2 separate regions of the Homo sapiens genome follow, and region 2 is linked to region 1. A link is a contact called in ENCODE Hi-C data. All regions are on one chromosome and are shown on one strand. Each heading gives the region's core, a stretch centred on a gene start or an enhancer-like site at or near the end of the contact. The rest is flanking DNA. Distances are from core to core; before and after follow the strand shown.

The links. A loop is a pair of places that touch in the nucleus more often than their neighbours do. Pooled maps may share reads with other maps.
Region 2: a loop to region 1 is called in a pooled map, with 2.3 times the contacts of the local background. The contact joins two enhancer-like sites. A Hi-C loop is called at or near these places in 2 of 168 maps with a recorded cell type or tissue (K562 and breast epithelium), 1 of 37 single-sample maps with no recorded cell type and 5 of 50 pooled maps.

What each region holds. Positions count from the first base shown.
Region 1 is chrX:40,464,453-40,470,691 of GRCh38, reverse strand. No RefSeq gene overlaps it. Among named protein-coding and RNA genes, the nearest start is that of ATP6AP2, 110 kb to the left of the region's middle. RefSeq lists an enhancer at 2,021-2,315. Within about 2 kb of position 2,216, at least 8 of the 41 ENCODE cell types and tissues checked have a DNase peak (open chromatin) inside an H3K27ac peak, as active enhancers do.
Region 2 is chrX:40,401,040-40,407,278 of GRCh38, reverse strand. No RefSeq gene overlaps it. Among named protein-coding and RNA genes, the nearest start is that of LINC03099, 140 kb to the right of the region's middle. RefSeq lists an enhancer at 836-885. Within about 2 kb of position 3,943, at least 2 of the 41 ENCODE cell types and tissues checked have a DNase peak (open chromatin) inside an H3K27ac peak, as active enhancers do.

The DNA.
Region 1 (6,239 bases), core at 967-3,466:
ATTTCATGCATCTTAAATATTGTACTTGTACTTTAATTCCACATTAAGTGGTCCCCTGAAATTTTTAAATTTACAAAGTCACTGCTGTGCTACATGAAAAAGGTGCTAATTAAGTGTTAATCAGTAGCCAGATAACCTTCCCTAAACCCTGCCCAAGGTCTCCAAAATGACCCATTGCCAGAGAACTCGATGTGATGGCCACAGAACAGAGAGTGCAGAGCAGACACAAAATGGTTTTTCAGCCACATCCCAGCCAATTAAGGCAGATTTGCTTATTATGCAGTTCTAATTAAATGGCATCCACTTTAGTGGACACAAGACTAATAATAATAATAGTATTTAATACCAGCAGAGCTTTCCAAATTCAAAACACTGGGAAAACACTAGCTGATTAACAAGTGGGCATCCCTTTCTGGGCAAGAAGAGGGCTTTTTGGGTGGGCTTGCTAAGAAACAGGAGGCATGCACAAGGACAGATAAAATGAAAAGATATGGTTCCCTCTCTTTAAGGGGCTCACCCTCTTATAGACCAGCAGTGCTACTCGCTACTCAAAGTGTGGCCCGTGAACCAGCTCTGGATCACAATGATATAAACATGGAAAATGACAGTAAACCATTGAGAAGCCTTGAAAGCAACTTGACCTTGCTGTGATGTCCAAGTGTGTGATCAGTGAACTCTTGTTGAATAGGAAATAAATCAATTCCATCTTCCATGGTAAGTCACACATGGCATGAACTCTATAATAGTCATATGCAGTAGGGTCACATATCAGTCTATGATGTACTAGAAATTATATATATATATATATATATATATTCTGGTCCTTTATCACAGATGGTTTGAGAAACACTCCTGTAGACATATCAATCGTATAGAATAAGGGGATATGGGTTTAGTTATATCCCCACAAATCAAGGCAAGGAGTTGGAGAGGAGACTCAGCGATGTGCCGTTTCACACCTCTATATTTTTCCTCATGCTATTTCTCTGCTTGGAATGTTCTGTGTGTCCTCAGCAGCCCCACTTCCCGCCCAACCTCTTTACACACGTGAAGTCATCTCAGTTCCTGGAAATGTGGCTTCCTTCAGGAAAGATTCATGACTCCTCCCCACACCTTGCTGCAGAACTGGCTCTTCTTCCTTGGTGCTATTTCAGTCGCGTGTGCACTCTGCCATTGTTGCACTTTTCACACAGGGCTGGGTACATTTATGTCACTTTGCCCAATGGGACTGACAGATCCTTGAAGGTGGGGCTGATGATTTATGGTTTTAAATGCCCAGTACAGAGCACAGAGTAGATGCTCATTAAATGTTTGCTGAATTCAGTTTTTTAAAAATTGTGTAAAATATATATAGCAGAGTTGGGTGTGGTGGCTCACGCCTATAATCCTAGAACTTTGGGAGCCCGAGACCAGAGGATTACTTGAGGTCAGGAGTTCAAGACCAGCCTGGGCAACATGGTGAAACCCCGTCTCTACTAAAAATACAAAAACTAGCTGGGTGTGGTCATGCACACCTGTAATCCCAGCTACTTGGGAGGCTGAGGCAGGAGGATTGCTTGAGCCTGGGAAGCAGAGGTTGCAGTGAGCTGTGATTGCACCACTGTACTCTAGCCTGGGCAACAGAGTGAGACTGTCTCAGAAAAAAAAAAAAAGAAACATATATATATATATAGTAAAATTTACTATTTTAACCATTTCTAAGTGTACAGTTCAGTGTCATTAAATACACTCACGTTGTTTTGTAATCATCAGCACCATCCATCTCCAGAACTTTTCTCATCTTGCAAAACTGAAACTCTGTACCCATTAAACAATAACTTCTGCTTCTCCTCTTTTCTGCCCGCCCCCTAGCCCCTGGCAGCTACCATTCTACTTTCTGTCTCTATGAATTTCATGACTCTAGGTACATGATATGAGTGGAATCATACAGGATTTGTCCTTTTGTGACCAGCTAATTTCACTTAACATAATGTCTTCAATCACATGTGTCAGAATTTCCTTCCTTTTTAAATGACTTCAATTTAAAATATTCAAGATTATTATATAGTTGTGCAATGAGTAGGAAGGGCATTCCCCCCGCCACCCCAGCTCAGCCTGTATTTGAAGCAGAGAACAGAGGACAAAAGGGTGTTGATGATCCAGGAGGTGGCAGCAGAAAACAAAGGGCCACTGTGTTCTGCAGGGCTCCTCCTCTCTTCCTGCCCTGTTTGCTCTTGTTCCTGCTCAGCTGTTTAGTTTAGCCTCTTGAAAGGAGGAGGTTCCGATCTGGACAGCCTGCCCAGTAAGGAACAGGCCTGAGAGGTGTTCTGGCAGGAGGGCAGCAGAGCACAAGTGGTGACAGTGGAAATGGACTCAAAGTCCCAGTGGTGGCTCCACCAACACTCACTGGCTGACCAACCACTTAACCTCTCTAAGCCTGGTCTATAAGATTGGGATGACAATATCGTGTACCTTACAGGGCTGTTGAGGGGATCCGATGAGGTAATGCATATAAACCACTTGGTCGGCTTGGAAGCACTGCATATGCCAGTTATTGTGTTTTTATTACTACTGTGAATGAAGAAGAAAGTACAGCTCATTATTTACACTTCCTGAGAAGAAAGTGAAACAGCTCCAGCATCATTCAGCCTTCATCTTTGGGGCATTTCTGGTTCCTTTCTCTTTTTCTTCTTCCACCCTCCAAACTTTCACCTTAGGAAGTGTTTCTAGACCAAGTGCAGTGGCGCACACTTGTAATCCCAGCACTTTGGGAGGCTGAGGCAAGCAGATCTCTTGAGCCCAGGAGTTTGAGACCAGACCGAGCAACATGGCGAAACCCTGTCTCTACTAAAAAAATCCAAAGCGAAACCCTGTCTCTACTAAAAAAATCCAAAAAAAATTAGCCGGGTATGGTAGTGTGCATCCCAGCTACTCGAGAGTCTGAGGTTAGAGGATCACTTGAGCCCAGGAGGTGGAGGTTGTAGTGAGCTGAGATTCGTGCCACTGCACTCCAGCCTGGGCGATACAGCCAGACCCTGTCTCAGAAAAAAAAGAAAAAAGGAAGTGTTTCGGTTCCATTCTGTCGAAATGTCATTAACTGCCACTACACTGCCAATGAGAGAAACAAAGAGGCACGACGGAATTCATTCAGGGTGTCAGCAAACACGATTGGAAGCATGAGCCGTACGCTAGGTTGTGTACTGGGAACAAAAAGAACAAGGAGCCAAATAGCTTGACCTAGAGGAGTCCACACCGTAGAGTGCGACCCAATATGGAAGTAGATGTTCACGACATCTTCCATCTTCCCCTCCAGGCCCACCCTCCACCCCCTCCTCCCTGCCCTGTGCCCCAGGAAGCTGACCCTTATGCATTCATTGCACTCATCTCAAAGGGCCCCCCACCCTTTGGCTCCCGTTGGCCAGTTCCAGCCAATAGGGAAGCCCCACCAAGAGATCAGAGGGCAGAGGAGAATGAGGGGACGCATTTAGTCTATCTTCCTCCCTGTGAAGTCTACTTGGGCTGACTGATCCTTCCACTGAAGGCCCCCATTTCTTTTAAGGTGGCCTCCTGTACTCAACTCTGTCCCCTTCTAAGTTTGGGGTAGCCACGACCTCCCCTATTCCCTTTGGCTCTAGGGTGATAACAGCTCCTGCTTCTTGTACTATCCCTGTGGTTCTCCTACCCCCACATCTTTGTTGATGGCCCCTTTGTAAATGAATACTTCTCAAACCATCTTAACTGCTTCCTGTTGGGACCCAACCTGATCTAAGTGCCACGTGGTAAGTAAGGGTCATTCCAAGCAGGGAGGAAGCCTTGCTCCCACCTCCCCGGCAGTCCCTCCAATCCAGCCCTTCTTGTCCTCTTCTCATTTCAGGCTTTAGTTGAAGAAAATGAAGTCAGGCTATCTCCAAGAAGATGAGATTTGAGGCTGGGGATATCTGGACGTTTTGAGAGGCTTTAAGGAGCTCTTCAGGTAGTATCCCTGGGTTTGAGGGTGCGGGGTGTAGTGGCGGGGGTGGGGTGGAGAGAGGGAGGCACGGGGAAAGTTTCATCTTCGGAAATGCTGCGCATCTGTGGGTGCACATACCTCACCTCTCTCGGTCTCCATGAGAGCTGTTTGTTTCATTAAAGCAGAACCTGACCTCATGAACCTCTTTATGTGCCAGGAGGGACCAGGAGCCTGCAGTTGTCTGGAACATCAGGTTATGACAGCCACCAAGTTCTCTTCTTCATGAGCCTACTTGGGGCCCCTTTCCAAAGATCCTGCCCCCTGGCCTCCACTGAAGGGGCTGGAGGCACAAGACCTTCCCCATGGCCACAGCCGATTGGATAAGGGATGGGCACCTGACCTGGCTGGACCAATCAGATGCTGTCCCAGGAATGTGGCCATAGGGCATCTTTGCATTTCTAGGCACACCTTGTGGGCTGCTTGAACTAAGAGGACACTTTGTGCCAGGCACAGCTCTGGGCACAAGGAAGACACAGGTGAACAGACCAGGGAGGGCCATCAGAGACAGCCATTTTCTACCATGTGCATACAGTAGCAGAAAAGGCTCTGAGATAAAAAAAAAGAAGCAAGCTCAGAGAAAGGCAGGAAGCAGAGACTTCAAAGCACCAGAAAGAGAGAGGAGTGAAGGAAAGTACATAGCTGCCAAAGTTCCTGCTGGCTCCCCAGTTGCTGGTGCCAGTCCCCAGAGGCCGGCTACACTTCCTGTCCTTGAATCTCTGATATTGCCTCATGTTATTCCCATAAATTCTCCCTTTTTACTTAAGCTTGTGCAAGTGGGTTTCTGTTTTGCACTGCTAGACCATCCCTGCCCGAGGTGCACCACGTGGTACAATTAGCTCACAGTCCCTAAGGGGCAGTTTATCCTTTTTTCAGACTCTCTGCCATAAATTTTGAATCTCCACCTGGCTTCCCCTTGCCAACTAGTGAGTGTCCTTCTGCGTTAACTTTTGTTCTTGCAGGCCACCAAGGAGCTCGTGTCACCAGATCTGATGGCCTTTTCATACCACATGCTCCTTGTCCTCTCATTGCCCCACGTGGCTGACCACTCCTTTCTTCCTCACTCTCCCCCCATATGGCTGCCATGTCACCCCTCTCTCCTTCTCTTCCTCCCTGTCCTCCAGCTCTTCATTTGTCAGCTTGTCTAGCTTTCCTGGTGACTCAAGCTCCCCACTATGTTCACTACTTAAGCTTCTCTGTAGCATTCTTTCTGGTTCTCTCAGCAACCTCCTCCCGCACTGTGGCTTCCATCATCACCTCTCTCCAGACACAAGCTTGCACCTCGGTTTGGACCTCCCAGGTCCCCATTCCCATCTAGCTGCTGGAAGCATCTATGTGGGTGCCCCCTGATCCCTCAAGCTTTGTGCATCCCAAAGTGTGCCCTCCCAAGCCTGAGCCTCCTTCTAGATTGGTTAATGAGGCAAAAAATTTCTGTGCCCTTCATCCATGGCTCTCAGAGCTGGGGAATTCTGGCAGGGAATTTTGGCCGTGCTCCTCATCCCTCTGCCAGGAAATACCCACCTTGGACCTCACTCAAATCGTGATTCCAATTTCCTTGACTTTCTCCTTGCTGCTCATATTAGAATGAGTCACATGAGATCTTTGATGCTAACGTGCTCCCTGTCTATCATGGTGAGCCTCACTGGTCAAACCCAAGGATGTTGAAGGAAGCCCCATGTGACCTGTGTGCCATCCATGGAAAGGCTGGAAGCCTTCAGCTCCTTAGACAGGTTGTTCTGAGGGTCTTTTCTCCCTTAGAGGGATTTCATTCTCTCATGGGCATCAGTTAGAGACTTTCCATTCAGCAACCAAGGGGAACAAGGGGAGCAAGTGCCAGGCTGTCAGGATGCAGCTACAGGGCGCACAGGCTACAGGACTGTGAAAGAGCAGGAAGGTCCCACCCAGATGCAGTCACCTATCAAGTTAGCACAGGTGGAGCATCACTGCCTTCACCTTGTTGTTAGAGATCTTAGCTAGCAACTGATGAGACCATCCCCCCAACTGCACTGCCAAAGTACAGGACAAGGACCCATTCAGAAGGAAGTGTTTTTCCTGGGGGTATAGTAGTTAGGGAAACGCTGGCTGCTATAACAGATAAACCTCCAAGACTCAGTGGCTTACCACAACAAAAGATTATTTATCACTGACATAAAATCCAGAGTGGGTGTTCCCAAAGGACAGGAGGCTCTTCTCTCTGGGAGTGATTCAGAGTCTCAGGTTCCTTCCATCTTGTAGCTTGCTGGACTCATCTGTA
Region 2 (6,239 bases), core at 2,694-5,193, 65 kb after region 1:
ACTCCCTCCAGCCTGGGTGACGGAGCAAGACACCATCTCTTAAAAAAACAAAAGGAAAAGATTTGTGCCTGGAGTGTTGTTGTAAGTATAACATCCATAATGAATTTGCATATCCTTTGTACAATTAAGATAATACACAAATAGTTATTGGTTTTAAAATCAAGTGCCCAATAAATACATGCCAAATGTATTGGATTATTCATGATTTAACAGAAACCTATATTGGGCTTCTCTTTTCTCATCTGTAGAATAGGGATAAGAATAATACCTACCCAGAGGGTCATAATCTAAAAACATATGACTGTTCATGTAAAGAGCTTAGCTCAGGACATAGCACTTGTAAGCATTCAGTAAATATTGGCTACAGAAGTGGATTTACTGCGAACCTAATAAAGCTTAAGCTTCAGGTCCCTTACTTACACTGGCCCCTTCCAAGCTTGGCTCAGGGGTAGTAAGGTTTTGTACAGACCACCATCTGTTTCCAGTTTAACTTCCCCTCTAACACACCTCCCATTGGGTCAGATGGTGCAAGAGCAGCTGCAGGCATATTTGGGTTCTGGCTAAGGGGAAATGAAAGTGAGGATACAATTAGTTTTTGTTTAGGGGTTTGCAACCACTTCCATGTAAAATTGATGCTAACCATCACACATTGCAGTGCAGAAATAGCCTTCAGGAATTCTCCTACTGCCTCTGGGCTGACTTGCCCACTATTGTGACTTGAAGGTGCGTGCCAAAGGTTGTTTCATAACATAAATGTGTCTGTCCTGCGTATCTCTTGCGACATAGCAAGTCATTCTAGAACTCAGTGGCTTCAAATGACAACAGTCATTTGTTTTGTTCACAAATCTGTAATAGGCAGGGCTTTGCAGGGACAGCTTCTCATGGTTTCACATGGCATCATCTGGGGTGGCTCAAAGGCTGGGGGCTGGAATCATCTGAAGGCTCCGAGTTCATGTATCTGGTGGTTGATGCTGGCTGTGAGCTGAGACCTCAGCTAGCTGGCTGTGGCCTTTCCGTGGGGCCTGGGCATGGCGGCTGGGTTCTAAGGGTGATTGTCCCAAGAGGGCCAAGTGGAAGCTGTCTTGCCTTTTATGACCACCTTGGAAGTCACATAGTGTCACTTCTGAGGTAATCACAGACCCACTCAGATAAGGGGAAGGAAGACAGGCCCCACTCCTCAATGAGAGGGATACCAATATCCCACTATAAGAAGAGCATGTGAGATGGAAGGTCTGATCGTGACCATTTTGGAAAATACAGTCTTCCATGGTGTCTTATGGCACCCAGCCCCTAAAAATATGTAGGTAGCAGAAGAAACAAAGCCTGAAATGTACGGAGCCAGGAGCTAATCTGTGGAAAATCTTCCTAGTCAAAATGGAAATTTGCTTCTGTCAGGAATAGACTCAATAATGCAGTGTATGCAATTAATAACACACCATATATTTTTATTTCTTTTCTGATGGGACTTGCACAAAAAAGGATTTATCAAAATTCATGTGTTTCATAGGGCACGAAACTGTAACAGTCCTACAAACACAAGTGGCATCTGTTTGAAAAGTGGCAAGTTTTATCCATCCAGTGTTTCAGATCGCATTTTAGCATATCTGACGCATCTTGTCCTGACAGAGTCCAGTGAATCCAGAAGGAAAAAGGGAATGCAAAATTGCTAATGTTGCTGCAAAACAGCCTGAAGAAACAAGTGCTCTAGTGTCAAAACTACACAGGCTTATCAACACATCAATGCATGTAGCATAAGAGTAATTTTTATTTTATTATTCAATTATGCAGCACTGCAGCACAATATATGCACCTTAATTTCATGCTAATTTCACACACACACACACACACACACACACACACATAAGAATTACTCATCATACCAAAATTCAAATAGGATAGGAAGGTAGAAGTATCTCAGTAGTAGTCAAAAATGTAAAGTAGAAGGAGACCCACAGTTACTTCAAAATGTCACTCTCTTAATACATCACAATGGAAGCTAATTACCAATGACAACTAGTGAATCTGAAAGAAACTTTACAACACTATCAATAATTTTATAAAAAGGAGATCAAGCACACTGGAGGAAAGACTGATCTTTCTATTGTCTCTATAGAAAACAATGTTTTAAAATTGTTATCACATGAAAAGGCGATCAAAGCGGCACAGCCCACCAGAGTAGAAAAAGGAATCACAAAAGTGTTTCAGACAATTAATTAGTAAAAACACTAGATATTTTTCTGGATTTTGTGAAGTTTGAAGTCTTTGTGAGCTTTTAAATTTCATAATTGTCATTTCTTTTCTCATTTAAACGTTCACCTTCATAGCAGGTTTTGTATTTGTAATTTTGTATTCATTTTTAAAAAGAGAGTCCCCCAAAATGTTTAGTCTTCAGATGCTGTTGTAACCATAATAAGTTCATTGCCCGATGCACACAGCAAGTCAGTGCTCTGAAACACCGGGTTGCAACAGCGAAAGAGGCTTAATTGTAGGGTTGCTGAATGAGGAGATGGAAGGGAAGCTCAAATCCATCTCCCTGTGGAATTGGGGGTTAGAATTCTTAAGGGTTTTGGAGTGGGCCAAAGTGTGGAGACGGTTGATTGGTGGAAGAGTGCAGAGTGAAGTCATGGGACCAGAAGGTGAAGAAACTCTGTTCTCGTGCTGATCTTGTTCCTCTGTGGGGGTCTTCAAACTGGTTGCGGGAATTCAAGGTCTGAAAACCATCGTAAGTCATCCTTAAACAAAAACCTTATGATTCTAATGTCAGAGATCCTGTCTGTAGGAATGATGGGAATGCAAATCAACTCTTAAACAGTCAGAAATCCTATCTACAGGACAAATGGTCAGTATCTAGTGCTGCAGGACTTTTAGCAACAAGGAAGTGGGCCAGAGTGCAGTCTAACTGATGCTTAATGATAACTATATTTCTGTCCAGAACCCGGCATGCAATTTTTGTCAACCTTGTGAGGACAGTTTCACCACTATTAGCCACAATCGGCTCCTGTGGTCTATTATAAATATATCCTGATCATAATAGATACCAGGCATATAGCAGTTTATAGGTGTGAGAAGACAGATCAGTGCCAATCACTTCAAACTAGTATCCTCTCCTTCATCTTCTTCTTTTTTCAGGGTCAAAGCACAGAACGGAGTTGTAAAAGCCTGTATTAGACTATGAGGGCTGCTGCAACGAGGTACCACACACTGGGAAGCTTAAACAACAGAAATTTATCTTCTCACAGTTCTTATGGCTGGAAATCCTAGATTGAGGTGTCACAGGGTTGGTTCCTTCTGAGGCCTCTGACCTTGGCCTGCATGTGGCCTTCTTATCATTGTGTCTTCACATGGTCTTTCCTTTGTGTACGTCTGTGTCCTCATCTCCTCTTTCTTTTGTTTTTGTTTTCGCTTTAGTTTTTGTTTTGTTTTTTAAGACTGCAGTCTCCAACTCCCTGCCTCAGCCTTCCGAGTAGCTGGGACTCTAGAAGCACACGATCATGCCCGGCTAATTTTTAAATTTTTTGTAGAGACAAGATCTTGCTATGTTGCCCAGACTGGTCTTGAACTCCTGGCCTCAAGCAATCCTGCAGCCTCAGCCTCCGAAAGTGGTGGGATTACAGGCGTGAGCCACCGTGCCTGGCCTCCTATTCTTATAAGGACACCAGACATAGTGGATCAGGGTCCAGTATAAAGACCTCATTTTAATTTAATCACATCTTTAAGGGTCCTGTCTCCAAATACAGTCACATTCTGAGATCCCAGGGCATAGGACTTGAACATCTGAATTGTGGTGGGGGACATGATTTAGCCAATAACAGGGCCCAAACCATAGATCTTCAGAAGGCAGAAGACAGCCCCAGCTTGCCCTGAACAATCTGCTCAGTTAGCGCTTCCAAGCTGCGTTCAGTTCTGAGTCATCAGGCAGTGTCATCAAAGGCCCCAAGCCTCCTTCAGATCAGCCAGTAATGCTAAGCAGTCCTGGCAAGGGGAACCCGAATCATGGCAGGAGAATTACAACCTTCAGCGGGAGAGGGAAAAGCCCTCAGCTCCTTAGCGCTGGCAGCAGAAACCCTTTTGGCTCTATTTTAAGAAACCTTCAAGCACGTGGGGCTTCCTCCCCAGAGAGGACACCCTGGCCTTGCATGGAGGCGTTTCTTGGCTCAGGGCAGGCTCAGGGTACCACCTCCGGTGCCACCTAAGCTATAGCCCCTCAAGCTCTGAGCCGCACTTCATCTGCATGGTCTCAACACCCGCCAGCCCTGCTCTGATTAAAGCGTTGCCAGCATTTCCACTCTACGATTTTGTTAATGTTTAACATCCACTGAGGTGGCCTCTATCCATGCTGAGCTGCCTGCCTGGGTGGTCCAAGTTATCTCCACCAGGACCAATTAGTTTGCTACCTTAGAGGTCTGGATATGATCTGGATCATTACTGGTCACCATTGGTGGTTGCAAGCAGGGGAAGTAGGGGGAGAGGGAGAGAGGAGGGAGCTCTTGGCCCTGGGTAAAGCTTGAGCAGCATCCTGGTCGCCCATAGAAAGCTGAGACGTATCAGCCAGCATTGTGACTCAGCTGTCATTTTGAGGAGTGAGTAGTATGTGCGCCCATCTCTGTGCTAGGAACTTGACATATGACCCCAATCTTCACAGCATCGTTGAGAGGTGAATATTATTATCCTCATTTTATACATAAAGCAAATGGAGCTCAGGGATGTTAAGTGACTTATCTAAGGTCACAGGGCTTGTTATGGCAGAGCCAGGATTCAAACTCCAGGCTTTACAGTAACAAAACCGACTTCAAGTGTTTTTTGTTTGTTTGTTTGTTTTTTGAGACGGAGTTTCACTCTTCTCGCCCAGGCTGGAGTGCATTGGTGTGACCTCGGCTCACTGCAACCTCTGCCTCACGGGTGCAGGCGATTCTCCTGCCTCAGCCTCCTGAGTAGCTGGGACTACAGGCGCCTGCCGCCACGCCCGGCTAATTTTGTATTTTTAGTAGAGATGGGGTTTTGCCATGTTGGCCAGGCCGGTTTCAAACTCCTGACCTCAGGTGATCCGCCCGCCTTGGCCTCCCAAAGTGCTAGGATTACAGGCATGAGCCACCACGCCCGGCCTCAGGTGTTTTTTCCATTAGCTCATGCAGCTTCTCACCAGTCCACTCCCACACAATGTCATCCGGAAAGGAATTGAGAAACTATTGAGTCTAATTCCTTTATTTTGCAGAAGAACATTATGGCACACACTGGAATGGCCACCCCTAAACCATTCACAGTCCTCTTTTCCTTTGTCTTCTACCATAGAAACTGGAAAGTTAAAATGCTCCTCTTCCTAGACTCCCATGCAGCTGGGCAGAGGACACATGTGTCTCAGTTCTGGTCAATGATCTATAAACGAAACTCACAAGTTTGGGGCTTCCAGGTAAAAGAGAACATTTCTCTTTTAAAATACCCTTTGTCCGCAGGGTGCCGTGGCTCACGCCTGTAATCCCAGCACTTTGAGAGGTCGAGGTGGGTGGATCACCTGAGGTCAGGAGTTCAAGACCAGCCTGGCCAACATGGCAAAACCCCATCTCTACTAAAAATACAAAAATTAGCCGGGCGTAGTGGCATATGCCTGTAGTGCCAGCTACTCAGGAGGCTGAGACAGTAGAACTGCTTGAACCTGGGAGGCGGAGGTTGCAGTGAGTTGAGATCATGCCACTGCACTGCAGCCTGAGTGACAGAGTGAGACTCTGTCTCAAAAAACAAACAAGCAAATAAACACCACCCTTTGTCTTCTGCACTCCTCTGTCTTCCTTCCTGAAATGCAGTTGCAATGCCTAGAAGTGCAGCAGCTTTCTTGCAGCCATGAGGATAAAAGCCCCATGTTGAGGATGGAAGATCAAGGAAATAGAAGGAGTCTGGGTCTTTAATGACAAGGCTAAATTGACACCAACCTGAATTTCTTGTTGGTTAGGTTTTCTGTTACTTGTGGCCAAATTTGATCTTAACTTATATGAGCATCCAGATAGCTTTCCCTGGGCCTGTGCTTTTACTGCAAGGCTTAGAATCCCAAAGACTAAAGAAGCCTTGAAAGAGCATCCTAGATGTCAAAGACATCATCCCAGGGTTGTCTCTTCTGGTCCTGCCCCCTCTATGCATTTTGCAGAGGATTTAGAGTGGGAGCGGAGACCTTGCTCCTGTGAATAGTCTCTGCATTCACTGCACATAAGTCCCTCTTGCTGAAAGGGTTGAAGGTTGAGTACCCTGCT